3 separate regions of the Mus musculus genome follow, and all the other regions are linked to region 3. The links are chromatin loops, found by intact Hi-C in ENCODE. Cell type or tissue: left cerebral cortex. All regions are shown on one strand. Each heading gives the region's core, and the rest is flanking DNA. Links, peaks and the distances in the headings are about the cores only.

Region 1 (11,238 bases), core at 1,725-9,724, 490 kb after region 3:
TTTAGTACCATGGCAAAAAGAAAGCTGAAGTCTCCAAGAGCTGACAGCAGGTCACAGTGCAAGGACTCAGGGCTCTGGGAGGGTGATAGAAACAGGCTTAGAGTGGCTTGCAGAAGGCAACAGGAAGAGGCACGGCGGTTTAGTACCATGGCAGAAAGAAAGCTGGAGTCTCCAAGAGCTGACAGCAGGTCACAGTGCAAGGACTCAGGGCTCTGGGAGGGTGATAGAAACAGGCTTAGAGTGGCTTGCAGAAGGCAACACGGCGGGGAGAAGTCAGCAGAGAGCCCCATTGATCAAAGCAAGCTCTTACTATATGAAGAGATGCGGAGGAGAATATGGTGGAGAGCAGCAGAAATCACTGAGCCTCACACTGAGTCCAGAGCTATGCCCACCTAGTTCTGGGCTGGGTAATGAGACAGGATATGGGTGCACAGAGCTTTGCATGCACCACAGTCTAAAGTGGGGGATAATGAACCTTTAAGCAACGTGGCAGGGCCGTGAACATCATAGGTGATGAAGAAAAGCTTGGGGGCAGGGGGTTGGATTAGGCTTTCAGGATCAGCATGCCTTCTGCACAGCTGAACGGTGCCTGGCTAATTTCCCTTTCTAATGAGACTAACACAAAATCCGTCCATTTAGACTATTCAGCTTTTCGCAAACGGACCAAGCTGTTGGGGTAGAGGGGAAAGAGGGGCTGACATTGATGGATGGAGTTAAATACCAGACTCTCCCTCTTCACACAGACTTTTCTAAAGCAGTATTGTGATAGAAAGGCCCTCGGAGCTCCAGGTGGGCAGGGCAGCCTGGACCGAGCCCAGTGTCTCCCTGAAACTAGGAAACACAGTGCAAATGGCGATCTCCTGTCAGAGTGTCAGGGTTCTCTTCAGACCTGACATCGGGGTGGCATGTGGAGAGGAGGTCCCCATACAAGGCTCAATTCTCATGGGAAGCAGCTCCAAGGGGTCATTCAATGGGACACATGGTTTCCCTTGGAATAATTTAACTCTTTGTGCAGCAATACCACAAGGCTGTATCCGTTGCTCATTTCTACACATGGTACCGTGCTCCAATTTTTTTATGAATAATGAATAGTCATTTATCTCAATTCTGAGATACAAATGGCATTGTTCTGGGCGTATTTGAAACATGGCTAACTCACAATAAGAAAGGTTGCCAGTTCTGGATATAAAAGCTGAATATACAAATATTAGAGATGATAACCAAGCCCAGTGGATCAGGAAGATCTGAAAGATGGCGGAAAGCACACTTTTTTAAAAAGGGGAATAATAATTATTTTCTTCAGTTTTCTGACGGTTACTTGACCAGCTGCTCAAGTTCTGTGGCCTTACGATGAGGTTTGAATCATTTAAATGAGTCCTTTAAACAAGTATGGAGGGTGGCAGTGTCCCAGGTACTACTATGGGGATGACAATAGCATCGATGGGTGCATGCAGAGGTGTGATGGATGCTTAGACCTGGAGAAAGAGATCTTAAATACGGACAGCTCTTAGAGACTTGAGATGTGTATTATATGGACTGGGTACACTTTGTGTTTCATTTGCATGTTATAAGAAATGGGCGGTAGTAAATTGGAGTCATTTTCAAAGTGTTTGAACTTCTAAATAAAGGGGCTGGGATTCAGATCCAAGCAATCTGGCTCTAGAGTCTTTATTCCTGACTACCACTGATATTCACAAAAACATGAATTGGGCTAAAAGGGTGGCAGGATTTAATAGAAGTTGTTTGCTTTCTAAAGAACCTCTATCTTGTTCTCCTCCTCCTCCTCCTCCTCCTCCTCCTCCTCCTCCTCCTCCTCCTCCTCCTCCTCCTCTTTCTCTTCCAACCTGTTCCAACTGCCTATAGAAGACAGATGCTGGGGGGGTGGGGGGGGTGTATGTGGCAAAGCAAAACAAGTTCTGACAAATGACTTTTTTTTTTTAATATTCAGGATCAAAACCCTACATCTCTGGGGAGTAGTGGTACCAACTGAAACACATATTGCCCCCTTTCCTGAGAATATAGCCATGGATATACACAAGCACAGATAGGCATATGCAAACATGTGCTCACAGTTACATGCATACATATACACACAGGTATATGTGCAAGCCCACATGCATATAAACGTGCATACATGTGCACAGACTATATATATAATTAGTTAGTTAATTACGTTCAGTGGCACACACACACACTGCATCCATAGCTCTTTGTATTTTTGCCTAATTCTGTGCTGGCTACAATAACCAACAATTCTCAAGAAGATCCCAACAGTTTGGCCTTAAAAATAGTTTCAGCAAATGCATTTTGAAAAGCCATCTGAGAAATACAGACCAGCTGCACCTTTCGGTTTAAAAATTGAAACACTGGTCTCTGAAGTATTTCTCCACTTTCTTCCTGTCCACTTGCAGCCATCCTTTACATACTTACATCCCATTATATTTTCCCTGATTGAAAGTCTGTTGAGCATCCCGATGCCCGTCAAATGGTGGACAAGCACCTTTCATGTAAGCTATTGTCTTCTCTTTTTTAATCTTTCTGTTCCAGCAACGTGTGGAGTCATTTTCTGTTTCATATTCAAAAACTCTGACTTCCGTCCACAGGGTGATTGCTGGTGTAGAAAAAGCCAGCTCATGCAACCTGCAAAAACCAGACCGGGAAAGAATAATCCAGTCGGTTGGCATGCTTTTTCCCCTGACCCCCAAGAGCAAAGTCTTCCATTCTGCTCCTAGAAAGCAGAAATGCCTCCTGAACACATGTGGTCTCTGTAACTCTTTGAATCAGCAAACATAGCCAGTGCCAGTCTGACTGTCGATCTTAGCAAGGGAATTTCAGACGTGCTGGAGTGCACCAGACACACGGTATTGTCTGAAGTGGAGTTTGGGCTAGCCTATTAAATTCCTTAAGGAGCAAAAGCAACCTCAAGGACATGCCTGCAAAAGGAAGACAGGGGAACAGGAAACCTTGATCCTCTCCTCCCAGTCTTCAGCAGTAGTTCTGAAAGCCGATGTTTGGGGAACCCCTAATGGCTAAATGCACAGGAGCAGAAGCAAAAGAAAATGCTGCGATTCCGTTTGCTGTGAAAATGTTGAATGGTTTCCTTTTCTCCGTGTCTGCAACTTGGAATTCTTTGGCCTCTCTCATCTGTTTCCAGCTTGGTTGAGTTACGACCAATCAAATATGAGGAAAATTAGATTTTAATGGAATATCTGATTTTCATTGCTTAATTGATTTAATTGCAAGTTTCTGTTTCAGACTGGTAGAAATGCAAAGACTTTCAGTCAAATGTAGAAAAGCTCTCATTTTTCTGTATTTGACAATGACAAACTTGGTAAGATATCTTTAGCCTAGATTCTGGGACATTGGAGGAAGGTTGACCGGCACCTTTCTGAATTGTTATTCATACCCTGTATTTGTCTCTCTTTTATATAAATGCATAAAGAAATATGCATAAGTATACATATTCTATGTCAGAATCTTGTGTTTGTATTTGTTTATTCTGGTTGTATTGACTTAATTCTCGTGTGTTTTTGTTTGTCAAGGAGGACAAAATATGTGTGCTTGTAGAAACCTATACCTTGTTTACCAGAACAGCAAAGACCACAGACTGTTTTTTGTTTTGTTTTGTTTTGTTTTGTCTTGTTTCTACTGGGAAAGGGAAAAACAGCCAGAAAGGTCAATGTCTAGCTTGTGGTCAAGGTCAGTGGGCTCTGTAGTTGTCTAAGCTTTTCAGAGCCTTAAGTGGGAGCTAGTATATGCCAGTAGCAAGTCACACTGGATGCCTAGGACACTGCAATAAGAAGACTTCCTGATACAACACGAAAGGCTCAACACAGGTGTGGACAGCAGGAGTCTGTCTGTCTCCATGTCTCTCTGTCTTTCTGTCTGTCTGTCTCTTTCTCTGTGTTCCTGTGTCACTCTTTCTCTCTGTCTCCATCTCTCTGTCTATCACACACACACACACACACACACACACACACACACACACACACACACACCAGTCTGTACTGGTCATCATCCCGTCTTTAGACAGCCATATCAGCAGCCATCTTTGACCTTCTACATTGACTTTCTACAGTAGTGAACCAGGCAGGCATCTTTGTGAGATAGTGAAATCCCCTGACCTCGTTACAGTGCTAGCTAAGGACTAGACCTAAAAACATATTTTCTTTTCTTGTTTGTTTATTTGGTCATTTTGTTTCATAAATGAGGAACTTGCTATATTTCCTAGGAGGGCCTTGAGCTCTTAAACTAAAATAATACTCCCTTTTTAGCGCCTTGATTTCCTACGTGCTTAGGCATGTATCACCACCCCTTCCTCCAGCTCTTTATTTTGACCTGCATGTTAATGACCTGCATGTTAATGACCTGCATGTTAATGACCTGCATGTTAATGACCTGCATGTTAACTTTGTTGTTGTTTTATACCTTTACCCGTTCTGGGAAAGTTATCGTCTCTACATACATTATTACGTGTACAAGTGTGTCCATATGTGGGTACCTGTGTTTCTGCACACACTTGTGTATATGTGCATGTGTGTTTAGGTGTATGTACAAACCACTGAAAAATGCAATGCTAATTGTAGACAACCTGTACTTGTTAGCTACCTTATTTATTTCTTTGTTGGTCTCTTTATTTGAGACACAATCTTCAATGCAAAAAAAAAAAAAAAATCCTAGCCTATTTTTTTCCCTTTTCTCCTCCTCATTCCTAATTTCTGAGGAGACACCCCCCTCTGCAGTTGTGAGGATACAGAAAGCCTGGGGGCAGGAGCTCTAGAACCGTGGCATTCCATAGAGGTCTAACTCTGCTTAAGGTAATGGTGGATCCTCAAAAAGGTTGTTTTTCTTCAGATATTTATTTTTAATCATCTGTAAAATGGGAGTCTTAGTGGGCTCTAACTCTCACGATCATGTGAGTGTTCAATGATATAGTAGACTTCAAGTTCTTAAGTAGCTATCTAACATACATGAATTCCTTAATAAATGCAATGGATACCACGGGGCTCTGAAACTATGGCATAGGCTAGCCTGAGTACCTTGCAGACTTTAGTTCCTTTATCCCAGTTATACTAAACAGAGAGTGAGTCAGCTCATTGGAGAACATTATGCAATCTCTAGTGGCATTTTTGGTCGTCACGACTTGGGGTAGCTACTGGCATCTAGTGGATAGAGGGTGAGGCTGCTCAAATGAATGCACCACACAATGCACAGGATGGTCACCCACAGGATGGCAATAGAGTTGGTGTTGAAAAGTCCCTACTTAATCTAAGATTTATGTACATTGTGCTTATTTTCTAGGACAATCTGAAGCCTAAAGAAACCATAGTATTTCACCCTGCAGATGTAGTGTTGACCGCCACTCTGCCAAGCATTTGTGGCAAAAGAACTCAGTTTCTTCTTCCGTTAACAACATACAAGATTCTCCAAAGTCTCAAGGCAGAGCACTTTGTTTTCAAATCTATGTGAAGTAAAATATTTCCCATTCGTCAATGACTGACATCACATCTTTATGGTCTGTGCAAGCAGGACAGTGATGATTGTATTCTGGCATGTTAGAACAGATGTTGTCCAAAATATAGTGGTAGCCAGTGCTAGAAGACCAAACCTCTGCCAACTCTTACCCTTTGCATTGGTGGAGTCCTGGGGGAAGTGGACAGCTAGCATTGGCTGGCTGATAGGAGTCTCTCCCAAACCTTAAGGCCAAAATTATGGCATTATCGTCCAGTAATCACGTAAGTTTATTTAAATATTATAACCATTGGTTTGCTCGGCCCTTATAATTTCACAGGTACTTGTTGTTTCAGAGGAAGCCAAGAGATAAGTGTGAGATTAAAGAAAATATTACATATCAAGTAAATATAATCAAGTAATAGAAATAAATATCAAGGTAGTCAGGAGGAGGTTGGTCTTCATAATACCAAATAAAGATGTGATGTCAGTCATTCACGAATGGGAAATATTTTACTTCACATAGATTTGAAAACAAAGTGTTGATCAGCATAACCTAAGGCCTGGTACAGAGCAGATGTTCACATCATAGCATAGCTCACATTCATCTGCAGAACTGCGTGCAGTTTCAGCGGCAGAGATGCTAGGACCCTCAGACACGCATGCACATACACACACACACCGCTTCCCTGTTTTAGACCTCCTACTTTATATCTAAGTAGAAAATATTAGCAGTAATTGGTTGGTTCCACTTCTCAACCTCTCAGCCTTTCCATTAACTATGGTCCATCTCAACATCACAGCAACTCTTTCCCGCTGTATCCCCTTGCCATGTGTGTAGAGAGTTAGCTGAATGTATTCAGAAAGCCAAGTGACTCCAAATGCCTCCCCTTCATTACGACCTATGGTCAAACCCAGATGTCACAAAACAATTTGTGATCTGCAGCGGTCACTGTGGTCTGGGCAAAGTGGCCACAACCATTAGTAGAGATCAGTTCCCAAACCATTTCTTTGTGAATGTTTATTACAGGACTCCATTTCTGTCTTTTTAAACACCGCTAAATTAATGGTAACATGGTTTGCAGTCCTCACAACTGTCATTTTAATTGTGACATTCGCTGGATTAAAAGTGCTCTTGCTTTTGGCTTACCATATGTATTTTTTACCCCTGTTATACTGACTCTTTGCTAGATGTAGCACAATACTTATTTTCAAGTCACAATGGGCGTGAAGGGTGGGGATGAAAAAGAATGGAATTTTTTTATGTAGCATGATATGTTGAAGATAAAGAAGCATTGTTTTCCAAAAGTACAAAATTGGACATTAAAAAAAAATGTGTTTGCAGAAACCAGTTATGTTTGGTGGGTAGGTGTTTTGTGCTTCAAATTAATATTTGTCCTTTAAAATAGCAGATGTTTAGCTGTGTATGTGGGCAGTGGATTTGAGTGGGCACGGCATAGATGTTCCAAGGGAAGGGCTGAGAGACAAGTGTGGCTCTTACAGCCAAGGCAATCCCCACCTCCTCCTCCTCCTCCCCCCTCTGCTCTGCGTTGCTGCTTTCTTGGCATTCCATATACGCTCTGTGGAACCTCACTTTTGAAAAGCATGAAGCGACATTTCCCACAGCACTAAAAGCTACGTGCTCAGAGTGAGGTCTTTTGACCAGCAACACCCTTGTCCAGGGCCTGGTTCGAAAGTAAGAAGTCCAGGTTTCATGCAGCCCACTCAGCCGGGAGGAGAACCTGCACTCTAATAAGACCCTGGTGATTTCTAGTCCCATTAAAGCTGAGATGCGATGGCCTAAGAGATTCCAAATATGAACTTTCCAGTGTCAGTTATTTACGTCTATATTATACTTTTTGTTTCGCATATATTACGTGAGGACATGTATCACCCTCTCCATGTATCATGAGAGAAGGTGGGTTTTTGTGTATTTGCCTGGACCTGTTTAGCATGTAGGTAATAAGTCCTGACCACAGAGGTAAGCAATCAATTCTTTACTTTCATACTCAGATTATAACCTCAAAGATGGGGACTAAAGCAAACATGGAAGCGTTTGTGCGCTTCTACTTTTCTAGCTGAGTGTTCTTGAATAAATTATTTACATCCCGTCCACCTCAGTTTCTTTACATGTAAGTTGCAATACATAATTACTCTCACATGGGTTTGTTAAGAGGATCAAATGAGATCCAACATTGAAAGCTGTCAGCATAGTGCTAATTGGTTTAGGGTGAGTTCTTGATAAATATTGGCTACTATTATATTAAATATCATTTAAGATAGTTGATTCTAGGCATAGTATACCCTAAAGGAGTATAGTCTAGCCCCACCTACCCTCACTCCATTTTTTTTTAATTAGGTCCATGTTCCTCAATTGGGGTAGATTTTCTTTCCTGAGGCATGGCATTGTGTAGACAAGCTACATTGTCATTCATCGGAATGAGGTACAGTGGGAAAGGGACTAGACTTGACATCTAATGGACAGAGAACCATTATGTTGTTAAATGTCCCAGGATGTATGAGATACCCCTGCATATAGCAACCAAGTATGATCTTGCCCAAAACGTCAATACCACTAAAAGCTGACAGGTTCTCTATTACTCATAGAGGACTTAAGCAGAGTAATCGTGTTTTCTTCAGGATTTAGACACCAGTGTACGGTCATTCCCTCAAATATTAATGTTGAGCCCCCTTGTCAGAATCCATCAACTGTGAGGCAAATCATTTCTCGGGCACCGAGTCACACAGTGGAGAACCTGATGCAGCCTGATTAACCTATTAAAGGTCATAAAACAATAACAATTACATTGCACATTTCATTCTTTAATATCAAAGAGAGCTAGGCTCTTTGAAATGTAAAACATCAGAAGTGGAAAGAATAGCGCCTTCAATTCCCCCAGGGGCCCAAGGTCATTGTACAAATAACAGACTGCTTCCCCTGTTAATTTCACTCCATCTGAGGATATGGAGGAAGTCACAAAAGACGGACAGAAGAAAATCTGGAGAGCGATGAACTTCTAATACCTGGGAACTGGGGTTAAACTGTGTAGCCTCAGTCCGTAGTTCAATACAGATGCTAGAAATGCAAAACAAATGTCCTTGCAGAGGTAGAGGGATACAGCATGAACTAGCCTAGCTTTCTTTTTTTCCCCCTCCTTTAACAAATCAGAAATGCTGCAGGAACTTCCAAGGACACATTCATTTCCCAGGTACTATTGCAAAACCAAGGGCGAGGAGGCGAGTGTTAGGTTCTATTCCTACTGTGAACAGAGTAGGCACACACCAATTTACACCTCATTGTTAAGAGAAACTTTATTCCACAAGTGAGACTACATTTACATCTTTAGTAATTAAGCTAAAAGTTTTTTTGGTTTTTTTTTTTGTTTGTTTGTTTTTGTTTGTTAAATGACATTTCCCCACCACAAATCCGGAAGTAAGTATTGTATGTTAAGTGGGATCAAACGCTAAAATGTACGCATTAGAACCATTGCCCACATCTGAGTGCTAGCACCATGTTTTAGCTTCATCGTTTGGCTAGGCTGTTCCCAGTGGTATCTGGGTTTTACAAGAGGCCACAATGACTAAGTGAAGCAGCTGAGATGCTGGGAAGGGGGCAGAGACATGTTGTTGGACAAGGCTGGCTCTTGTCACTCTCTGAAACAGTGAGCCATGATAGTGAGTTAGCAAGAACTCCCAGTAATTCTGAGGGCTCCATCCATCAGCCTATGTGCCAGGCTGCAGCGACGTCCAGCCATACATCTCCCACAATCTTTGCTCCTTGGCAATTTTCATTTTTAGGTAAATTGAACATTGAGAGCTGTATATTAAGAGCTCTAAGAAACTAGCATCCTTTATTCCACACACAGAAGACTCTAATTGACCTAAAAGGCATTTTCCCTCCTAGCAATTGGCATGGTTGCTATAAACAATACAAATATTGCCCTGGATAATATATAATTGCTGTGTGTCAGAAAGAAATTAGACACATAACTTCTAAAGACATTTGCACCAAGATTGAGGCTGTGGGGTAAACTTAAGCCATCCAGGGGTCTGATCTGTCCTGCCCTAAGAGAAATTCTTGAGTGCACACCTATGTTGAATGTTGAAGACTGCCCAGTCAGGCTGAACTTTGTGTATGCTAGATGGCTCTCTCCCATGAAAAGCATACAAAGTAAAGTGTTCAAGTAGAAGCCTGCATTTGGTGCTTCACTAGGTAAATGGTCAGACAAATCCATCAGGAGCCCACATTTTTAAAAAATGAAGAACCTTGTGATTTTCACATATGTTGAGCATAAATGTCAAAGAACTGTGGCCTTGCCATAAGGCTGTAAGTAGGGCTTGGTATATAATGTTGGCCCTGAACAACATGAGAAGGAAATGCCTTGGACACATTTCTTTTATATTATTAGGGGCATTGCTTGGAGGTGGGGTACAAACACCACACAAGCTTTCTGTTCTGAAAAAGATTCAGCTTACTCTTTGGAAACACCTTTAGTTTCACATCCCTTAGGTTAACCCCCAGCCTTTCCCACAAGGCTGCTCTAATGCCAGACTCCTGTTTTGCTTTGTTTTTTAATGGGGTTCTTCTTACTACCTGCTCCACCTACTAATAACTACACCCTAAAGAATCATCTTGACCTTCTGTCTTCTTGTCTTCAAGGTTACTTCCGTATCTCTGTAAGTCACACTAGCTGGCTACCCTTCAAGAATCTATATACTCTCTACCCTATCGTTTAATTAATCCCCCCCCCCCAATGTGTACCTCTGGGCATCTTAACCTTAAAGAGCTTACATTGGGATTTGCCAAATACCTGGCAAATCTTCCATGCATACTTGACAAGGTTCTAGGCATGAGTGTCCAACAGGAAACTTAGAGTTTGCACTGTGATAACAGTCCGACGTAGACTAAAATTAGTTTACTATACAATGGCTTAGACATATCAAGTATATGGGAGGGAATATACGGAGCTGTGACATGGGGGAGGCACCACGAAGTTTTTAACTGGCTGATTCGTTTAGTCTCACTGTGAAAATGACATTGTGAGGAGCACATTAGGAGTCTGCAAGGGTGACCCACATTCAGGGAAGTCCCTAGAGACTTGTGGAGTCGAGTAGAAGAGAGAAAAGGAGAGATGAGGAGGCACGAGAGCTGGTATTACAAGGGGTTATCAGAACATGTCTTTGAAATATTCAAAAGACTCAGGACAGAAGGAATTGCTGGCTATCTCCAGCAGAGGAGTGAGAGGATCTGGTTCTCATTAGAAAAAGATACACTGCTGCTAGATTGCAACTAATCACTAGGGGGCTTACATCAGTTATCACCCCTAGATAACAAACTGCAGGGTTGGGAAAAGCATTGAGGCATGGTTCTGAGTCTCAGATGTTGATGTTTTCCCTAGATATATCTTTTTCTGGTTTTTGCCTTTACTTACAGTTCTATCCTGCTGGTGGGTCACATGAGGAATGAATTCCATGAAGCGGCTGGTACTGTCTTTCTGTCTTCTAGGAGGCAAGGAAAAGTTTTTCTTTCACGGCAGCTGTCCCATTTCAACAGTGCAAGCCCCAGTGTAGGAGAGTTTACAGTACCTTTGCATGCCTTAGTCCCCATTCTCCAAAAGTTCTTTTTTCCAGACCAGTCATGCAGCTAGTGTAAGAAAGAACCATACAAGCATACAGATATGAAAGGGTCGGATACATCTGAGTCATAGCAAATCAGCCACGAGGAGCCAAAAGTTGACAATGGAAGACATTTGGAAAGCTTTGGAGTAATCCAGAAAAGAAAGGAGG
Region 2 (11,238 bases), core at 1,432-9,431, 200 kb after region 3:
GTTCCTTTTGCAATGCCTGGAGTTTTCTTGATCAACAAATATCTTCTGAGAAACTAGAGGATCTGTTTCCTATCAGTCCACAAATTCTGTAACAGTATGCAGTTTGCTTGTTTGTTTTTTTAACAGATCCTCAGTCTAGACATCTATGATTGGAAGATCCTGCCCACCCACTTCATTACTTCCTGACCGTTATCTGAGTGCCTGCCACCTGGTAGATGCTCAATGAGTATAATTAATAATGATTGAAGGAGTGAATAAATGAATGAATAAGGGCTTTTCATCTGAGATATCCATATTCCATCACATAATTTTCCATTTTAACATCTGTAGAACAATCGATGTCAGCATTCACTTATTGCTGACCAGATCTTTGCGTTGGATCTGCCCTTGTGTACGTGTGTGTGTGAACACAGCCACAACTGCAGTCAAGCCATGTGAATTGTTGGCTCTGCGTGACCAATGCAAAACGTAGGTTTTTGGTTTTTGTTTTTTTGTTTTTGTTTTTGTTTTTGTTTTTTTACTTATTGGGTAATAACATAAGTGGGATGGTCACAAGGACAGTTGTAAGACACTGTTTTTCAAAATGATGCATCTCTACCTATTTAGCTCATGAATATATCAAGTATGGAAAAGTACAGACACTGATGGCTTTGATAGAAAAATAGTGACTCAGAAGTGTGGTCAGACAAACCTGAAGAGATATTAATATGAAATATGGTGTAATTCGTAGTATTTGTATATTTAGCTTATAAAAAGAGTGGTATTTTTTAATGTGAACAAGCCTATAAGACTTTATATAGGTCCTGGGAGAAACTTACTACATTTACCACTTCAAATTTTTAGTTCATTCCTGCAGCTACTGCTATGAAGAGTTCGCTTGGGAGCAAGCATTCTGAGTATTCCTACGTGTATTAGAAAGCACTTCCTTGAAGGGCTTGTAAGATGCAGCCCCTCCTTGTCTCTCAGCTGTCTACATCATGCTGTTAGTAGATTGCTCTGTCATTTAATTCCCAGCATTAAAATCTATAACCTCCCAGAGACCTGGAGCCTCTAAAAGAGAGACAAAATTAATCTTTTTCCTTTTATAAGCTAATGACATCAGGTATTTTGTTATGTTGATGGAAAGCTGAATAAGGCATCCCATTTCTGTCAATGAGTTTTCCTGTTGTTTCTTGTTTCTTTGCTTCTTCTTGTTCCTCAAAACCCCTTTGCTCTTGAGTATCAAGGAAGAACTCTTCCTTGTAAAAGAGAGGAAAGAAAACAGACAACATAGTTCTAAGTATTCTATTGATAGATTTATTGCCTCATAACAGGAAGAACAGGTGGATCATCATATCCTTGGGGAGAACTTCTTCCTCTCCATTAGCTTCTCTATCCACACATGATTGTATCTCATTAGTCAATACGTGGAGTTACCAATGGTAGCTATCAGAACTACATGTATCCTTCCTGTTCCTCAAAAAAGAGTGTGTATTTCTTCCTTTGTCTTTGTTCTTAGAATGATTGTTTTTTTCCTAAATCAATTGATGCATGTTTTTTTTGTCTTGATTTGGATGCCAAGCCCATGGATCAAGCTATTACCTATTGTTGGAATGGTTCATACCATTTGATTTAGAATGGGGAGGGGTCACAGTCAAATTTCTGAGTAGAATCATGGGGGTGTCGTAAAGAACTTGTCACTTAGGTAGAGGTCTCTGAGTTTGTGGCTTTCACGTAGGGGAAAGGGCAGAATGGATGGAGGGATGAGGACCAAGATCTCCTCCATGCTCCTTTATCCTGCCCTTAAATGTTCAGTGGACATGAACTTGTCCCCAAATCCATCACCTTCTTGCCTCTTACAGTATGTCTATTGCCACAGTCTTTTCTGTACTGTGAGCTTTGCTGACATCCTCTTGACGTTTTACATGAACTATAAGCCAAGAAGTTACTTTTGATCCTAGTTTAACACCAGTCAAAACACCTCATTCATCTGTTCAGCTGCTTCTCAAGTACTGTGCATATAAATGTATAGCTAGCATACTAGGCAGATAAACTAAAAAAACAAGGGGTTATAAGGGCAACATTTACTCCTTAAAACACTAAACAAATATTTACATGCAAATAGAAGAATGTGAGGCATGCTCTGGAAGCAGAGAGGAGAGGGGAGGGGAGGGGAGGGCAGGGGAGGGGAGAGAGAGAGAGAGAGAGAGAGAGAGAGAGAGAGAGAGAGAGAGAGAGAGAGAGAGCCCGCTGACTCAGTGGACAGGAAAATTCTCTTAGAGGGAGTGATACTGTCTAAACCCTAAATAAACCCTAAAAGTAGAAGGAGGCAGTGAGGCATGGGGTAGTGAAGCAGCTCCATAGAAGCAGTACCACTACTACCCACCCACAGCATCCTTGAGGAACTGAAAGCCTACAAACAAGACTGTGGTGCAACACAAGATAGAGTGCTTCAAGAAGAGTTTATACTGTTTGTAGATGCCAAGGGGTGGGAGGAATCCAGGACTAATGGGTATCTGCCTGTCTTTGGAAACCTGAGCTGATCCGAGTCTAGTAAAGTGGTAACAACAGAAGATTGAAGTGGATACAGAAATGACTGCAAAAATGAAAAGGTGGAGACATTCAATGTGCAGATACTTCTGAAAGTGTTTCTATGAGCAGCATTTAATCACCGCAGAAACTGTATTGTCATAGACATGGGTTCAAACTGATGTTTTTGTTTCCTTCTGTGTTTACTTTGAGATTGAAAAGCTAGAATGTTCACTTGCTCCTCCAGAACTCCATGAGAAGAGAGATCATTTCTTGTGCTGATTATCTGGGTTTTTAAGTTGTACCATGTATGCCTCAGCCATAGAGAAGCATCTGATACGTGCTAAGTTCCCATCAACCCTTTCAACCATAAATGAAGAGGATACAATGTTTGTGGGTGTGGGAGGAGATGGGAAGATCAAGTAGACAATACAAGGCTCCACATGTGTGATATATCGTCTGGAAGGATTAGCACTAAGATCCAACCTATTGGAAATATTTGATGATATTTATCGCAAGTGGGGGCATTTTTGTCTTAATGTACTTAAAGCAAGGAATAAAAGGGAAGCCGAGGCACAGGGCTTTAGCTTTGGGAAGAAGTCTCCTGAACACAGCCTTTTAAGGAGTCTTAAAATGAATGAGGCAAGATGGTCCAATGAAAGTCAAGAGGGGCATATGAAGATGTTCTCCATCCGTTCTGGGATATACAGTTAGTTACTACATTCAGTGTGTGCCATGGACCAAAATACCTCAGAGGCCAACTTAAAGAGAGAGAGGGAGGATTTATTTTGCTCACAGCTTCCGTGAACAGGCACAGTCAATGTTTCCCTTGGCCCCATGCCCTGGGGTAAGATACCTTGTTAGCAGAAGTATGTGGCTGAGGGACACCATTGGGAGTGGACAGGAAACAGTCAATCATCAGGAAGAGGCCAAGGATAATGGACCCAGGGACCTGCCCTTCTATATTTCCTCCATTTAGACAACCAGAAACCTAAGTGTTTGAACTGTCCCTCAATAGCACCAGCCCCTGAGAACTATGCAGTTCAAAGAAGGAGTGTCTTGGGGAAGCTTCCTATTCGAATAGAACAGTAATGACGAAATACTACTGATTTCTGGGCTATTTGACGTTGTGCCTCATAAGCAGGGACCTATGCCCCCTGTCATGATGGATAATTCGTGCCACTGTCAATCTGCATGCAGAAGAGGAACCCCTTGTCTGATTGATTGCTTTGCCCCAGGGTTTTGCCTTTGAAATTGTGTGGCAGTGGAGCCACGGATGGTTCTAGTGGAATAATAAAGTAATGAAGTACAGTGGCGGGATATGTGGCAGGAGAAAAGAAAGTGCACCCTTGGAAGGCTCTCAACAAAAAAGCCTTCGGAGCTGACCGCTGTGCAGGTTGGGCTCAGCCCAGTTGTATCAGACCTCAGGACTGAGAAGCGTTTGACTAGTTTCACTTCGTCACCTTGTCCGGTACAGTCCATCTTTTACTGGGTATCTCTCTAACCTCCAGATTTGTCTCCATTTCCTTCCCTCTCACCCTTGTCTCAGGCCTTGTTACATTACTTGGCTGCCACAACTGGTTCACACACCGTCTTTCTTTCCTAATGTTTCCATCCAACCTCTTTGTACTGATAGGAGATTGACTATCCCCCACTCAATCACACAGAACCCCAGGTCAAGGCTTTCACACTATATCTGGGCCATGACCCAAAGCCTTACCTTGGTCTTCAAGGCTGCTTATTCTATCAGACGTTTGATGCAGAATTATCTTCTGGTTATTCTTTGGTGAGAGTTTGTGTGGGATTTTGTCTCCCTTCATCTCCTTCTTCCACGATTTAGCCTAGGATTGCTTCCTCACCCTGCCAGTGAAAATCATGGTTGTGACATTAATCCAGATCTTGTTGGACTTTTGTTTACAGTTTACTAAAGTTTGGGTTAAGTGTTCATCCTCCTGAGAAAATCTGTTGGATGCCTGGACTGTTTCAGTTTAGGATGATTCTGCCAGAGGTGCTAACATCCAAAGCAAGAGGATTTTTTTTATTTTACATCACATTTTAATAGTAAATCATGATTGCTGCAGAACAACAATGAAAACTCAGTTGCTTAACTAAGGAAAAAGCAGTGTTTCCTTCCCTCTGACCCACGCACCCTCCGTCCCACGGAACACATACTAACCACATTCCACAGTCTGGAATAGTAATTATAGGTTTTAAAAATGTCCATGCAGGAAATTTAGAACTATCAGTGACATGGAAATAAATATATCCTTGCCACATGACCCACACTTAAATGCCCACATTTTAATGACACTTCCTATGAAGCATTGAGAGTATTCTGAGTCTCTAGTAAGAGTCTCCTTTGTGATGGTGAGGAGGGAGACCAGGGGGCAGTAGTCCCGGGATTGATTCTTCAGCCTTAGGCAGTGTGATTGAGAAGACCCAAATAGTTTGCAAAGAGAAAATACTAGCTGCTCTAACCTTGTCCAGCAGAGAGTTGCTGGGCTTATACTGAAGCCTGTGAGCACTGTCTCTCACGGCTTCCCAAGGGACACAGAATCTTTCTCTCTCTCTCTTTTTTCCAGGGGGAGCATAGTACTTGATCACTTGTATGCACACAGAGTGCCATCCTGTGGCCTAAAATGAGCTGTGTTTGTGTGTGGTTGTGGCAGCCTGTGATATTTATAAGGAGTTTTTACAAGGAACAAAAAAAATGTAATAATAGAAGTAAGATTTATCAAAACCTTCTTGAAAGTATGACCAGAGAGAGGGAGGAGAGAAGAAGAATGCAAAAGGATACCTTATAATTCCTGTCAAATCGCTTCCAATTATAATCCTCATATGGCCCATTGCTGGTTCTATTCTGGCATCTAATTCTTAGTTGCCATTTTAATTCCTCTGCTGGTTTCCATGGTTTCTTTCCCCCTCCTCTTTCAAATGTACATTAGCAATGATGTTTGCTCTTGTCTTAATTTCAAAACAGATTTTAAAACGCTAATATTTGGAATGTCAAGAGATTAGGTAACTTGACTTAAGGAAATAAGGCATTTCACACTTGGGCAAACGGCAGTGCAAAAAAAAAAAATGCTTCCCTAACAAAGGATGCAGGGTGGCTCTCTCCCAGCGCCCACAGCATGGAAAATCACAGGAAGGGAAATGTGACATATGATTTTAATTCTCTTCCTTAATTCCAGCAAGGGCACAGGGAAACAGGTGTTTACATTTGCTTTGAGGAGAAGTGTCAATTGATGCAAACTTCATGTGTGATAACTGGCACACTGTTTCTTAAAAGAAATTATATAAAATAAAAATAATACAATTCACAGGCTCATGTGTATTGTTCCAGAATGGTATGCAATAACTACTGTATGTGTTTATATCATTTACAGCAATTCAATTATTTTTCACAAACCTACCTACCTGGTAATAGATACATGGTTTTATATCTGTAAGAGGTCTCAAAATAGATATGCCAAACAATTGCTGAAAGTGGCTTTTTAGACAAAAGAATAGTTAATGACATAGGAAATAGTCTCAATGTGTTGAGAATTCATAACTTGGTTCGTATGAATGACCTGTAACAAACTGAGAGCTAGCCACACTCTCTTTCAAACCAGAATCTGAAAAAAAAAGAAAGCAAAACAAACAAACAAACAAAACCAGAGAAAACCAGGCAATAAAGATTTAAATAGCCAGTTCCTGATGTCATCACCCTTTCAGACACCCTTCCTTACACCAAAGCATGGGTCCTTAGTCGCAGATAGACCCAGAGAGTGCTACCCAGTCCCTTTATCTTGGGGAAGGGACCTTTCTTGTTTAATTCTATTCCCCATTGTTGCCAAGGTGATTGGTAGCCCTCCTCCCAGGACAAGGAGAACCCAGTGGCAGATGATATAAGGATTGAGCTCCTGTGCTGTTCCGTTCTAGAGAAGGACATTCTAGAGCAGGAGAGCAGCAAGGACAGGCTTTGCCAGTTAATAACCTGCAGCTGTCGACTCTTTTTCTTAATCAGTTCAAGACACAGAAGAAGTCACCTATTCAGTGGAGGGGGGTAGGACAGCTAGCATTTTATCTTGTTTGAGTGCCCAGGTCTCCACTCAATCATATTGTTCTCCATCTGTTCCACTCTCACCTGCAAAGCTCATAGTAAAGATAGAAGAAAGATAGAAAAATATGTGTATATATCTGTTATCATATATGTACTATAACTGAATATATCCATGATACAAATATTCTTTACAATAATCAGGCACCATTTTTGTGAAGTAATTCACCATATATATATATATATATATATATATATATATATATATATATACATATATATACATATATATAAAACAAAGATTACATATAATATAAAAATGATATAAATTTCATACACTTTACACTTTCCTTGTACATTGTAAGTTTTATGCCATTTGATTATTGTATCGTGACGATAACTATTCATCCAAAGACTTCTGTTTTTATAATAGAAGATTTTAAACTATAAGGGCCAAGTTCATTTGGTACATAATTGTGACTTATAGCTCTTTGTTTTGAAGCAAGCCTTCTTTACCATGTGTGGCTAAGCATTCTTTTTCCAGTAAATAAGGCAGATAAGCAGTGACCTGCTTGTTATCCACACATGCATGAGCACTAGAGATTCATCTGTTTGCTTGTGTATAAATGCTGGAGATCTTTGTATTGGTGTGGAACATAGAAAGACAGATGAAGTAGAAGACTCGTTTGGTTATGAACAGACAAATGCAAGAAATGCAAGATTTCACATCCTCAAGAAAACCCTCTACCTTGCATCTCCTTATCTGTCCTCTCCCATCATTCATTGTGACAAGTTTATAGAAAAATCAGTGAATACCAAGATACTTGCCCCAACTGAAATATTTCTGAATAAGGCAGAATATCCAGATGAGGCAGTTATTAAAATATCATCGATAACCATTTGATAATACATTTTAGGAGCTCTCCTCAACCTCTCACAGACACTCTCTTACCTGTTCCTCTCAAACAATAACCCAACAGAGAGATAATTGTCTATTCCCTGTTAGTAGATGGGAAAGTTCAAATAACGTGTGAGATAAATATGTGTTCAGTCTTAGGCAGAGTTTAAGGAATTGTCAAGGTCAGCATGCAAGAGATGGGACTGAAGCCTTACCTACCCACTGACTCCCTGGTTCAAGCTTATTTTTAACACACCCAGTATGTGTCACAGCCTGGTACTTCCACAGAACCCACTAATAATTTTCTGATACCCTGGTGTCATTTTACTATGGGAGAACTCATTCCCAAACGGTTAGAGAAATGATATCCACGTTGTAAAGGTGTCAAGTGAATTGTATTAAATGACGACCAAAATTCCAAGAAATCCAGAGCACATCTGTGTCAAAGGAAAATAAAAATGGAAGTGGCAATTGCATGAAGTAGAAACACCTCCTCGGCCATGTGTGATCACTTAACAAAACTAGAGGATGTTCCCTGCCCAACCCAGGGGCAGCATATTCTCCCTCGGCCTGTTATTCTCAGATTTCCTTCTAGTTACCAGGACCAAACCCTGAGATGAATCACTTCATTTCCTATCATTCTTTTCTGCCCTTTTGAGTTTAAATTTGAAAGGGGGGGGGGAGCCTGAGAAATTCTAGCATCTAGCCTTTTAATATAAAATTTAATTTGAGGGATGGTGTGGAAGAAAGGCTGTAGACCCTTTAATGGATTCTGAAGGAACCTGAAATTAAATATTGGTAATTATTTAATTTGGTTTTAAATGAACGTTCTAAATCCATCCCATCTGAGGCGCTTCCAGATGTACCAAGCATTAGTGTGACAACTGAAAAGACAAAATGCTTTAAAAATGATGAGAAACCTCATTTTCGAAACCAGATGACAGATACAAAAGTTGGCAGTGTGTCGAGAAGAAAACATGGCATGCAGAGGGAGATCTAAAAATACTGTAAACAAAAACTGAAAGACAACTTGGAATTTCACTCGAGAAATGTTGTAGATTTTAAAATAGTGACTTATTTTCCTCTTTACAATAAAATTTGGTGATTTTATTTTTTTTGCTGTGAGAGATCAAAAAAGAATTGTATTATTCTTTTTAAATCATATTTACATATATGTGTGTGCACACAAATTCACATATGCACACCACACACACACACACACACAGAGTGAGAGAGAGAGAGAGAGAGAGAGAGAGAGAGAGAGAGAGACTTTTATGAACACACACACACAGAGAAACATATACATATATACATGCTAAAATCTGATTATGAATTCTAAATGTGCTTCTCTACCATGCTATCATTTCAAGTTTCCACACCTGAGATAATTTACTTTTAATTTCCTTGATAATAGCATACTCTGGGCAAGAGATCATCTAAGAGCATTATTTGTTTGGATGTAGCAGTTTTGTCATTAAAATATAATTATATCATTTCCCACTCCTTTCCTTGCTTTCGGCCCCTCCCATGTCTGCTTCCACCAGTTACAGCTTCCTCTAAACCCAGTGCTTTTAAAACTTCACTGTGCAACAGAGTGCCCAGAGGGTTCTAGAAAACACCGGCGGGTAGCATTGTACCTGAGTTCTCCGATTCATAATATCTTGGGAGAGTCCTGACAAGAGGGCTATCCATGGATACCACCCATGCTGGAGGCACCTGAAATATAGGCTAAAAGAACTTAACCTATCTGCAGAAAGGAGGCGTAAACCATGGCTGCTGCTTCCACACATCTCCATGAATATCAGTACATACAAATAGATGCTGTGTACATAGTGTGGGGACGAGGACCACGAAGACCTCTACCCTTGACAAGTTTAACTAAGTGTATATGTGGATGAAAACTGTGAAAGAAAGGATAAATTATGTGTTTGGAAGGAAGGACTTCAGAAATCTAACATGCATCACAAAACACTTCATGTTTCTTGAGCAAACCATTAACTTGAAAAGACTGATTTTTTTTTAATTTTGTGTTGATGATAAATGCTTGATAATAAGAAAAAAAAAACACAAATCAAAAACTGTGTCAGTATTCCTTCCTCTCCAAATTGTGATGATCTGTGAATTAAGTCATTAGAGCAAGCCAGACACCATAAGGGTCTCTGTAATCAGATGTAGGTGTGGGAAGCTTGTAGTTCCTTGCCAGTCTTTCACTGGATGATGCTATCAAAACCCAGCCCCTTCTTGTGGATGCATATAATATAAAGCACACGGAAGTGTTTTCAAAATTTATCAGAGTAACCATAAATTATATAGCCCTTTCAACCATATTTTCAGGTCACATTTAGAACTGAAGCGTTGTTAGAAGTAAATGCCAGAAAGGAGCCAACAAAATGTGAAATACATAGTATGAAGTTCCTGTCCTATGAGGCTTGGATTTAAAAATTATGTATGCAAAGACTACACTCAAATAAGCCAGGGAGTAGTAGATCACAGTAGCAGCGGGCAGCACTTGTGAATGATGCCGCAGTCCTACCTTGTACCATATCACCTCTCTTCCCACCCCTTTATACTCTCTTATTCTCTCTATTCTTCTTGTCCTCCATTCCTTCCTTATATCCAAGAAGGATATCTACACACCTACCAGATCTCAGGTTCTGGCCAAGCTTTGAGGGATTCTGAAATGATTATGATAGGAGCTATTTTTATCTAGATAGATGTTGAAGTCCTGTAAGAAAATAGACATTTAATAAATAACTGCAGGAGTCCTTTGAGCTAGGGTATTCATGCTATGAAAACATTGACAGAGGGACTACACTTGTTGAAGGATCAAGGCTGATATTTTTGGCAACGTGATACTTAACTTGTGTGGCTTTAGAGGAGTAGAGAATTTCCCATATCCCCTGTCGCGTCCGCTCTCGACCAGCAAGAACAACACGACCACCAGTCCTTCTAACAACAATTTATTCAGCAAACTTCAGTCTTCATCTCTCTTGCTTCATCTTTTTCCTCATCTAACTCCCCTAACACCTGGGCCTCTCTTATATACTCTCAATTCCCATCCACTCACAGCAGGCCAAGTCACCTCACCAGGCACGCAGCTTCAGCTAATCAGGGCAGCAAGGGCATGACTCCCGCCAAAATGGATTCGCCAGTATCCTGGTGCACCTGTGCAGCTCTCATGATGGCCGTGGCTTATTTTCAGGTGTGTGAGGAAGTCAGGTGCAAGCCATAAGACTTAGCTGCAGACCCGGGCGCCATTTTGGGACTGCTGCCACACCCGCTCCTCACAATCCCCTCTTCATCCTTGAAAACTGGAACACTTGTTTTAACAATGCCTGGGTGCATCTTGAATATAGGATCTAAGGTCTGAGTGTGAATAGTGCTAGTTGAGTCAAGGACAGATTGGTAAAGCATGATGCTGTTGTGCCTGAACATGTGTGACTTTGGCTGTGCCCCATACACATTTGCTAACCATGAGCTACATGTGTCTATTGAGCACCTGCAGGCTCTGCAAAGTCTGTTAGTCCAAAATGAGATGCAATGTAAGCCTCACATATAGAATAGACTTTGAAGCATCCCTATAAAAACAAGTATGTAAAATAGCATTCACATATAAATTCACAAATACTGAAGCCAATATATTTTTGCATAGGTTGGGATAAATAAAATGTACAACTAAAATTAATTGAGTCTGCATTTAATGTGGTTATTAGAAAATGTCACATTATAGACATGCTTTGCATTTTACTTTGCTCACAAAGCAGTGATGTATAATGTATGTAGCTTTTTT
Region 3 (11,238 bases), core at 1,977-9,976:
GTTCCCCTGTACTGGGGCATATAAAGTTTGCAAGTCCAATGGGCCTCTCTTTGCAGTGATGGCCGACTAGGCCATCTTTTGATACATATGCAGCTAAAGACAAGAGCTCCCGGGTACTGGTTAGTTCATATTGTTGTTCCACCTATAGGGTTGCAGTTCCCTATAGCTCCTTGGGTAATTTCTCTAGCTCCTCCATTGGGGGCCGTGTGACCCATCCAATAGCTGACTGTGATCATCCACTTCTGTGTTTGCTAGGCCCCGGCATAGTCTCACAAGAGAGAGCTATAACTGGGTCCTTTCAGCGAAATCTTGCTAGTGTATGCAATGGTGTCAGCGTTTGGAAGCTGATTATGGGATGGATCCCTGCATATGGCAGTCACTAGATGGTCCATCCTTTTGTCACAGCTCCAAATTTTGTCTCTGTAACTCCTTCTATGGGTGTTTTGTTCCCAATTCTAAGAAAGGGCAAAGTGTCCACACTTTGGTCTTCGTTCTTCTTGAATTTCATGCGTTTGGCAAGTTGTATCTTATATCTTGGGTATCCTAAGTTTCTGGGCTATTATCCACTTATCAGTGAGTACATATTGTGCGAGTTCCTTTGTGATTGGGTTACTTCACTCAGGATGATACCCTCCAGGTCCAGATGCATTCTTTAAGACTGGGCCTCCCAACTCTGAATTTTAACCAGTACAGAAAACCACATCATTCCTCTTTGTTTCCCTCCCTCCCTCCTAACCCCCCCCCCCGACATATCCTTTCTTGCTATCTTTCAAAGCCATGCCCTTCTCCTTTCTTTTTCATTACTATTGCCATATTTCCTGGTGAGGGGTTAGAAATACAATTATTTGTGGATATAAGGGCAAATATTTAGAGCTGTGTTAGAGATAAATTTGGTTCAATAAATACTTGTATATTCTTTTCTAAGATCCACGACTTTACTAGCCATGAGTAGTTGGCAAGGTTTCTAGTATCAGGTATGGTTTCCCTCTTGCTCGGTGGGTATTAGTCTAATTAGAGAGCTGTTGGTTACCAACAAGAACACCGTAGAATAAAAAAAAAAGAAAGAAAGAAAGAAAGAAAGAAAGAAAGAAAGAAAGAAAGAAAGAAAGAAAGAAAGAAAGAAAAACTTGGAAGGGCCAAGGGGATTACCATGAGACTCTGTCAGCCACATGGCTGCCTAACTAGGAACTAAACAAGGACAATGACAATAGACATGCCATGTCTATGACATGATAAATACCCACATGGCCTAAATCTCAGGCAACTAAAGGAGGCTGAGAGTGGGAGATCTCATCTTTCCCAATTGGTTATCAAATGCCAAATGGTCAGCCCTGAAACCATGCATACAGTTAACATTTTATAGACTGAGCAGCTCATATTAGAAATGTATATGTATTTATGTAGCATAGTATTGCATATAACAATACTAATAAAAAAACAGAAAAGAGAAGACCTTGGTTTTGAAAGGGAGCAAGAAAGGATATGTAGGAACGCTTAGAGGGAAAAATAAAATTTTAATATCGAGTTCTTTATACTTGTAGAGTGGTTTGTGTCTAGCAGTCTGTGTTCCATATCATTCAAATAAGCATGGTGTTGCTACAAAATTAGCATTAGAATTAAATATGAAGAAATTGAGCAAGTATCTGGCATGATACCTGCTATAGAGTAGACATTTTGGCTTTTGGTTAGTTAGATCTTTTCCCAACCCTACAACCCTCCTCTTCTCTCTGAACTAAGCAGCCCATCTAGTCTAATCTCTATATTAAAAAATGAAATGAGAATGACAAAAACATCCCTGTTTGTATCTCTTGCGTATGATCATCTGTCTAAATTTTATCATGTCGCTCTTCTCTTGTCACTCAACAAACAACATGTCCTGCCTGAATACATTTAAGATGGTTGGCTTGTTGACAGTAACATACATACATACATACATTACATACATACACACACATATATGATATATATGAATATGACATATAATATGATATGAATAATATATATTGCATATATATTTCTTTGCCAGTTGCTGGTTGGGCCACTCGAACAACCCAGTCCATAATCCTGTTCTATTGTGCCAATGCAGTTCTGTGTGTACAGGTTCAACACTCAGTTGCTAGCATTTGAGAATAAGGACATGGGCCCAGCACTTAGATCGGTAGTTTCTTCTAAGGGAACATAAAAGGAACATTGTAGAACAGATCTCCTTTCCATATCAGGATAGGACAGGGAGCGACCCTGTTCCTCTCAGCACTGCTGTGCTACCTGGTATCCAAGTCCTTTCCACTTTGTAACTGTCTCTTGTTCATCAGCTGTTACTTTTTATCACCTGGCACTAACAGCTTCATTCTGTTGGCACAGCTTCTCTAACCAAAGTAGGCCAAGGAGTATATAAATTCTGTTCCATTTTATCATTAAATCTAGACTTTAAATCCCTAATCTGTGTTCAAAGAACCTAAGGTTTCCTAGCCTGAACTGACAAACAGGCTATTTATTTATTTATTCATTTATTTATTCATTTATTTATTCATTTTTGGTAGACTAGTAGTAATGTAGACAATGAATGAGCTTCTGGGAGCAGAGGCCATTGTTATTCTTCTAATAGACCAGTCAACATTTTAAAGAGAGGATTGAGTATAAAAGAAATTGTCACGTATCAACTGTTTTTTTTGTTAAGAGTTCAGAAGAGTTGAATATGTTGTTCATTTCTATAGTAACGACAGGACTTCGTGATTCGCATTACCTGTTGAGAAACTTTGAAGTATGATTTTATTCTCTGTAAGGAATTATTTTACATTTCCAATTTTCAGCATTTTTTTTCATTTTTCTTTTATAAAGTGATAATGCCTTTGGAGGTCAAGAAGCTTAAACTTCTCATTTAAAGCTTTAGGAAAAAGGGTCTAGGGAATGTTCTCAGGCTCAACCCAGGTCACTTAACGAGACAGCCAGGACAGGTCTATCTGAACTCAAGTACCCTGTCGTACACTGAAGCTCTGGACATGTGTATACACTATACTTATTCTTATGTAAAATTATATTAAAACTACAAAGACAACTCTATTTGCACTATCAATGTTCCATATAAAGGTTACTTGGGAAATATATATATATATATATATATATATATATATATATATATGTGTGTGTGTGTGTGTATGTATATATACATATCTTACATATATCATGAAATTACTTATATATATATATATATATATATATATATATATATATATATATGAGTATATATAATATAAAATTAGAAAACAATCTTCAGGAAAAAATAAACAAACGAAGTTATACTTGCTGACATTTTATCCTGAGTATAGTACAAATTAATTATAATATTATAGTTGATTTGATGACAAAATCTTGCAGGCAAGTATTGCTACTGTTAGTTCTAAGCATACAAATTTACATATATGTATTTCTATTTTATCATCTTCACTTTTCTTTCTTGGCCATAGGTTAGCAGTATTTTCTTGAATACCAAGTAATACAATCTTCATGCTGGCATTAAAATTCCATAGAATAAATATACTATATTTTGTCAATATGTCATATATAGTTCTATTTTTTTATGAGACATTAAAGCTAGCTTCCTCATTCATGTCTTGTTAGGGAACTCTGTACACTGTTTGGTTGAAGTCAACTCCTAATATTGGAGTTATTGAGTCTCTGCTTATGAAAAGGCATTGTTCATTGACATTGTAGTAGATATTGTGAGATTTCTCCCTACAGTACTCTTTGTATTGATTTACCTATGACTTCACTAGCATGGTTTATGTTTAACTGAACCACACAAAAGGGTATATTTGATTTTCATATCTCTGATTAATACTTCCTTTTCCTTTCTAAACTTCTTTTGATAAAGAAAGTATAGGAAAGCACTAGAATTTTTCTTATAAGTGTATAAGAAATCAATATAATAGATTTGCCAAATGTTATATGTACAAAGACTGAAAGAATTTGTTTGTCATATATATATATACATAAATATATATATTATTCATATATGTCTATTATATCTGTTTTCATATATATCTATTCTTATTATTTCTATTATTTTTATTTTAAAAGATTGAGCTTCAGGATAAAAATAAGCCAATTTATATTTGCTGACACTTTGCCTTGAGCATAGTACAAATTCACTATGATATTATAGTTGATTTAAAGAACTTGTGAATGTAAAGGAATACAATAAACATCAAAAACCATGCAAGCAAGTATTGTTATTGTGTGATATAGGCAGAAAATATAAAAGTTTGCACATGAAGTTAGGTATTTTATTTTATACATCGTCCCCATTTTCCTTGATCATAAGTTACCATTATTCTCTTGAATGCTGAGTAATACAACCTTTGTGTTGCATTCATATATATGTGTGACACACATATATGTGTATGTGTGTGTGTGTGTATATATATATATATATATATATATACATATACATATACATATACATATACATATATATATATATATATGAATGAATACACTTTCTTCCCCCACCTCTCCTTACATACACACATACACGCATCCTGGCATGCTCAGGTGCATCTCTATCCACCAGACCAAACTTTATCACTAATGCCACCATGCAGTTGGGGAGTGCACTCTGCTTCCTTCTAGATCTAAATTTTGTAACTTACTACATGAGAATGCTTTTATGAAAATACCCAGTAAAACCCTTTCACGTTTATCAGTTTTGAATCTGTATTCTTGTTTATACATCTTCTGGTGTTATCGCTGGAGATTTGAAAAACAATTCTTAAACTTCTTAACAGTAAAGAATGAAAATTACAGACCCTCACTTTAATTAAGCTGAATTATATTTCAGTATTGTCTATTCTACCTCAGACAGCAAATTCTCTTTTATTGTTTGTCATATATGCTCTGGGCATTTGTGGTATCATGAGCTTTGATTGAGTAACTCCCACCCCACTGTGATGTGGTAAATTCTAGTATGAGAAATAGAGTTAAAATATTACCTTCCTCTCAAGTATACTATCTAGTCACTTAAACCCTTGGCCTTAAATATTAGTCATACCTCATGTGTTTTTCTCATAGAAGGTAATAGGGAACAACCTCTGAATTTAAATGTTCCCTTTTGCCCTCTGATGACTCCACATGGTCACATTAATATTTTAGTTTATCTGAACCATTCTGGCAGAGCAGATATGGGGCAGGTAGCTCCCTATCTCTACTATCAAATGTCTACCCACTCACTTCAGATCCACATTCAGTCCTGGAGTCCAAAGAAGTGAACAACAACTCTAAAGCCCTTCTTTACTGACCTTCTGATAGCTGGCAAGTCACTTTTTCTGCTAAGACCCAGTCTGTACATCTCTAAAGTCACAGTAGTATTTCCATCTTCATGACAAAGTTATTACTGCCAATGGAGATGGCCACCATTGCAGAATGTTTGTCTGAGATCCTGTGGCCAGGGCTTTTGCTTGTTCTCACAACCTTCATACAGTCAGCACCCCAGGTTTATTATCTTCACAAACACCTCTCCAATATCCAATCAACAATCTTTATTTTAATTTGGTTTGCTTAAGCTTCTGCCTAAGATCAATGTACGGCAGGTGCGATTCAGGGACCTGGCTGAACCTTATTAAGGTACTAAAACCTCTCATCCCTTTCTGTCTTTAGTGTCCTGAGGTAGAAGCAGCCACCTAGGTGAGTTACCTGTTCTACATTTTGAGAAAGACAGTCAATAGCTTCTCAAAATCAAAGCAGTGAAATTTTACATCTCCCAGAGAATCACTGAACATCCTGTATAGATGATGATTTTCTAACGCCACATTCCAGGATCACATGACTGACTGCCGTTTTCTACACGACCCATTTCTTCCTACTCATCGCCGTCTCAAAAGCTCACACCTCTGATTGGTGAATCAGTGCAAGCTAGAAGCCAGCTTGGTTTTCTTTGGCGTCTACGAAACCATATTAATTAGTTTACACCCCTAGATGGTGAAGACTTGTAAATGGAAAACGATAGAAGAGAAGCCAATGTCATTCCTGCATTTTCCTCTCATTTACCTGCAATGGGTTAGCCCCTGACTAGCTCACACACTCTCTCCTGTTACTTCCACCATGTCCTCTGTGTTTTCTAGGTATCCAGCTTTATTTTTCTATTACTTGCCCAGATCCTGATGCCAAGAACTGTGGGGCTCTGTCCTCTACGGACTCACTCTTTTCCTCTTCCCTCCCATTTGTTTGTTTCATCTTCCTGACATTTCTCTTTCCCCCACATTCTAGAGCCAGATCCTTGTTTACATCTTTGCCTCTCTCCTGGCTTCTGTCTCTATAGTAACAAAAACCTAAAGGAGAAACAAGAAATGCTGGGTTCTATCAGCAGGGGGCAGGAGAGTCCTGAGAAGAACAGGGAAGGAGCGCTACAGAAAGCCAGAGATTCCATCTTAATGTGTGAATGATTGCTGATGCCTGCTAAACACCTTTCTTCCCCATCGTTTACCTTCTCTTTCCTCTTGCTTAGAGGACCACTACCTGCAGTATCCTCTGGGGTGGAGTAAGATGTTAGAGCTGATGATCATAATCTCTGGTCGTCTAGTCTTGTTTCTGGCTGTCTACTACCTTTGCTTCAGACGCTGCTCTAGGGTTGTCTACCATGCAGAAACCTGCATGCCATCACTCCAGCAAGTCTTAACTTTGTAAACTTCAATGGGACCCAGGGACATGTAGCCTTTCAAAGTCATCCAGGCCTTCGGGATCTCTTCTCTAGAGAGGTGTCCCCGTACCCACTAAAACTGCTGTTTAAATATGGAAAAGCTCCGCCCCAGAAAAAGGGTAAGATCTTCTGAAAGGTGCCTCCCACAGTAGTAATTATCCCCAGAATCCCAGATATCTGCCTCATAAATATCATCCATTTGAGATACCCGAGGATATTTGTTTTGTCAGTTCAATGACTAATTTGGGGAAGCTTTGATTTCCACCAAAGCTATGACAGATGTTCAAGAGTACAGATTTTAAAAGTTCAGAATTTTGATAGACATCAATCTTGAGCCATGACTTCCATGTCCTCCTTGAATTAATAAATGTGCAGATGTCTACATGCTTGAGTCTCTGCCTCAGTTGTGAAATATATTTACAGAGAGATGTAATTAAAGTTACAGCAAGAACAAAATGAATGAGTTTCTCAGATCAGAGACCCTTCTTCAGCCTGCCTCATTTTATCCTGTTGCCTATTGTGAGTCTTGTAAAAAAAAAAAATGCTTTGGAGTCTTCGGGGCTACTTAGAACTGAAATGACCCCCAAGAAGGTCCATTTCACAGGATCAGGCTGTGAACAGCAGGGCATTGTCTAATCTTGCTTTGCCATAGTTAGAAGATAGATAGCCATGATTGCTGGATTAAAACACCCAGGTATGTGAGCATTAAATTCAATGTTTTGTCAGAATTCCACAGAGAACCAAGAAAAGGATATTAATTTTAAGTGAATAAGTACAATTTTACTCACGGTCTGGGGAATATTATAAGATTACAGGTATAGCTAATTTTAAGAACTTTATGAGCTTTTGTAGAATGCATACTCAAGGGTAAAACCAGCAAGAAATTGCATGTATATTATTGAACAACAAATAAACCACAGTAGAGATGCCGAGTGGTGCAACTGGAATCCTGCCCTTAGAATTTTGGTGGAATGCTGTCCCTCAAGCTTTATTGGGACCCATGTTCCTAGAGCCTTTGCTTTGGGGTTTTGTATTGTCAGCGGTAGTCATAAAAGAGTTAGGGTCATTGGTGGGAGGACTTTATGAAGGGACTGAAACCCCTAGAAAGTAAAATCATTGAAATAAACTAAACACCCTTGTGTTTTATTAGCTAGTGCTTTTCATAGCTCATAATAAAGTCAGCTGAGAAGGTCACTGCTTGAACAGTGCTATGCATATTATAGTGTCTGACTTCTCAAATTGTTTATAAGCAGACAGGGTGAGGATTTTAATAAATACCTGGCCAAGAGAACTGTTCTGGTATATATGCTTATGAATCAAGCAATGAAAAGTTGAATTGGATTCCTTTCCCTCTCTCCCCCTTACCTGCCTTCACCTGGGGGCAGCAAGCTCCAACTGAATTGAAACTATGATTACTATACTCTTTCTCTTCTTTCAGTATTTCATAATTGTAGAAATCATGGGGGCATCGCAGAGCCATTTATGCATTTTCTTTCTAATTCAGCCCAAGGAATTTTTCACTGTTGTCTTTGTCAGCTTTATCCATTTTTTTTCATCAAGTTGCTTTATAGTGGAATACAGGGATCCCACAGGAAAAAAAAATGTTTATCTAAAGGACTTTTTTCCCAGCACAAACCTTGAGGTGTGAATACTAGAATCAACATCAAGTGAGTTCATGGAAGCAGTGTAACAGGAAACCATCAGCAAGGTAGAAATAATAAACACAGAAAGCACAGGGGCTTTTTGGAACAGTGTCCACAGTGTGGAAGACAAGACACAGAAGTGTTAGCACAAAAGGAAAGTGTGTAGTAATGTGTGTCTGTGTGTGTGTGCATATGTGTGCACGTATGTGTGTATGAGTATGTGTATATGTGAGCGCATTTGAGTGTGTATGCATTCAAGTGGGCTTGTGTGAATGTGTGTGTATGTGTGATGCATATGTGCATGCATATGTGCATTAATGTGTATGTGCACGTGTGCACGTGTATGTATATCTGTGTATGTGTGTGTGTGTGTGTGTGTGTGTGTGTGTGTGTGTGTGTGTGTGTGTGTGTGAGAGACAGAGAGAGAGAGAGAGAGAGAGAGAGAGAGAGAGAGACTAATATCTGCAGGAACAGCACTAAAGTTAGAGGCAAGAGTATATTGTGATGAAGCACATATATAATTCATATCTTTGTATTCATGCTATTTTGTGGAGAAATTCACTTTATGAAATAATGAAATTCAGTCCAATAAAACTGAGCTAATATACAACACTGCTGATGTACAGTTATTTTTTTTCCGCTTGATTTATGGAACAAGGTGAGCAGGATAAAGTAGTTTGGCCCAAGTTCAATTTCTAACCATTTGAACTCCATCTTTCAAGCTATAGGCTTGGGCATTGAACTGTTGCTTATGTTTGTCTTCCTTAGATACGAAGTTAATTATGACAAGCTGATTGTGGTCTTTAGCACTGATGAGTGGCCTTTCAACAGCTTGTTGGCAATTTCACTCGCTACTTATTTTTGTTGAAGGTGCAGTTTAAAAACTGAAAGACGGCTAATCAGTTTAGGTTTATTTTACACTGATTTTGTACATTTTCTTCTTGTCTTTCATATGAAAATATATTACAGGCGTTTTGTTCCTAATTGTAAAAAGAGAGGGCCGTGGAGCTTTCGTAATGGCCTCAGTTGAAATGAGGCAAGCATGCAAACAGGAGTAATTTAGCTACATTTTCTTCTGCAATGCTGATACTCATTAGAGGAAGCCTTTGTCTTTAGTAAGTAAAAGTCCACACACTGCAACTCCTCACCTACTATTCAGTGGTTGTGACTTGGTGTTCTTTTCGTAGGAAAGGGGTTTGGTGGTCACATTTGGCAGAATCGGCAACTGCTATCACAACCTAAGAGTCTTTTATTTTGTGATGATTCTGGGGTTTGAACTCAAGACCTTGAACATGCAAGAAAAAAATCTACCCATGGGTTAGATTTTCATCCCATATGTAAGAGTCTTACATCATGAAGTGGGATTTATATTTTTATTTTTTATTTTTTGCAATTTTTTAAAAAAAGTATACAAAGAAATCAAATTAAAGGCTTTGGTGTAAATCATGTCCCATGGATAGTCTGCATAGAAATATTTAACTGTTGCTTACTATAAGTGGGTTTGCTTTTTTAAATTCTTAAAATAATAATAGAAATAATTATTTGCCTCTGTAAAACTTGAGGTTTAATACAGGTTCTTATATCATATTTGGATAGAGTAGTTGGTGCTTGATAAACTGTAGGAGATGCAGGAAGGAGAGATAACCAGGAACATCAAACTCGTCATCAACTATCTCAGTGCAACGGAAGCAGTATATAAAGTATCTCCATGTGGTTTCTTCTTCACAGACTACTCAAGATGCCTGCCCCAGCTAACTGCCAATGGCTTTTGACTGTCACAGCTTGAGAATGCAGAAGCCAAAATGGCTTCATCTTTTCATAGGTTCTCTTAACTTATAGATGTTATAGCTAAGACAGCCCAGATCAGAGGCCTGAGTTAATGGGGACATTGAGAAAGGACTATCACAATTTCATGGCCAGCCTGAGTTGCAGAATGCAAAAGGTAAGCATGGAGAAACTTAGTGAGACCCTGTCTAAATCGAAAGGTAAAAAGCAGCCTGAGGATGTGGCTCAGCGACGGTGTTTGCCGAGTATATACAAAACCCTGGGTTTATTGTCCAATGCCACACAAGAGAGGCTAGATTTAGATATAACTAATGCCTTTACATTAATGTCCGGGATTGTACTATTCATTCTTCATCCAGTTGGGAAAAAACAAAAAACAAAATGGAAAACACTTAGCTAAGAAAGAAATAGATGTATGTAAAACTTTCAAAAGTGGTTTGGTTTTGTTATTTTTATTTCCTTCCAAGTACTTCTGTATATAGCAATGCTGAGACCTTTTGAATCTATAAGTCCTGGGGTAACTGGACTCTGTTTCACTTATTATAAACTTGGCTCCCAGGAACCCTTAGCTGCAGTCAGGATTAATACTTTCTTTAAGTATCCCTCATCAAATGGTAGACAGGTCCAGCAGTATAGATACATTACAACTTTTGGTGCGTTTCATGTTATAAGTGACAGGGTTTTCATATTTCTTGGTTTGTAAGCTAATCTATATGCCCTCATGAATATACATTAAACCTACATATATATCAAATTATTTTAATATGGGTGGAGGTCCATTAAAAATCATCTTCTCACAGACTGACTTTGTATTCAGGTACCCTGCTGCAATTTGAAATCTAATAGCAATTTAATTTTGCTTTTCATTCTTTCGATTCCTGAAATGTCAGCACAGACTCTATTTCATTTGAAACATATACAAGCAGAGATATCACTATGCATAGTCGTTCTCTAATTGCAGCATATCTCATTAGATTGCACACATTAATTTCACTCTATTGGAGAAAAAAAGAAAGCAGGAAGGAACCGCACGGTAGTTAACTTCATATGAATTTTTATGAGTAAATATACACATTGGTTTGAAGCTTCCGCCAAAGTGATCCTTAGAATTTCATTATC

The links. A loop is a pair of places that touch in the nucleus more often than their neighbours do. Peaks named below come from ENCODE experiments on the same cell type or tissue, not always from the same donor. Only the 100,000 strongest peaks of a DNase experiment are listed, where the experiment ranks them.
Region 1: a loop joins it to region 3, with 4 times the contacts of the local background. A loop is called at or near these places in 3 of 42 quality-filtered maps.
Region 2: a loop joins it to region 3, with 2.8 times the contacts of the local background. A loop is called at or near these places in 11 of 42 quality-filtered maps.

The regions. Positions count from the first base shown.
Region 1 is chr11:36,686,747-36,697,984 of GRCm38, reverse strand. All of the region lies in intron 2 of Tenm2 (teneurin transmembrane protein 2), which reads left to right. Gm51889 (a long non-coding RNA gene) reads right to left here and starts at 451. Exons shown (of 3, transcript XR_003949663.1): 1 at 311-451. In left cerebral cortex, for the core only: CTCF peaks have their summits at 3,020 and 5,169 (motif pointing left); DNase peaks (open chromatin) are centred at 2,929, 5,136 and 6,948; H3K4me3 peaks cover 501 bases; H3K27ac peaks cover 1,714 bases.
Region 2 is chr11:36,983,246-36,994,483 of GRCm38, reverse strand. Gm51890 (a long non-coding RNA gene) reads right to left here and starts at 5,361. Exons shown (of 3, transcript XR_003949665.1): 1 at 5,306-5,361; 2 at 4,229-4,368. It also overlaps a transcript of Tenm2 not described here. In left cerebral cortex, for the core only: a CTCF peak has its summit at 5,149 (motif pointing left); DNase peaks (open chromatin) are centred at 5,110 and 8,402.
Region 3 is chr11:37,181,450-37,192,687 of GRCm38, reverse strand. It overlaps a transcript of Tenm2 not described here. Among named protein-coding and RNA genes, the nearest start is that of Gm51890, 200 kb to the right of the region's middle. In left cerebral cortex, for the core only: a CTCF peak has its summit at 6,367 (motif pointing right); DNase peaks (open chromatin) are centred at 5,903 and 6,359.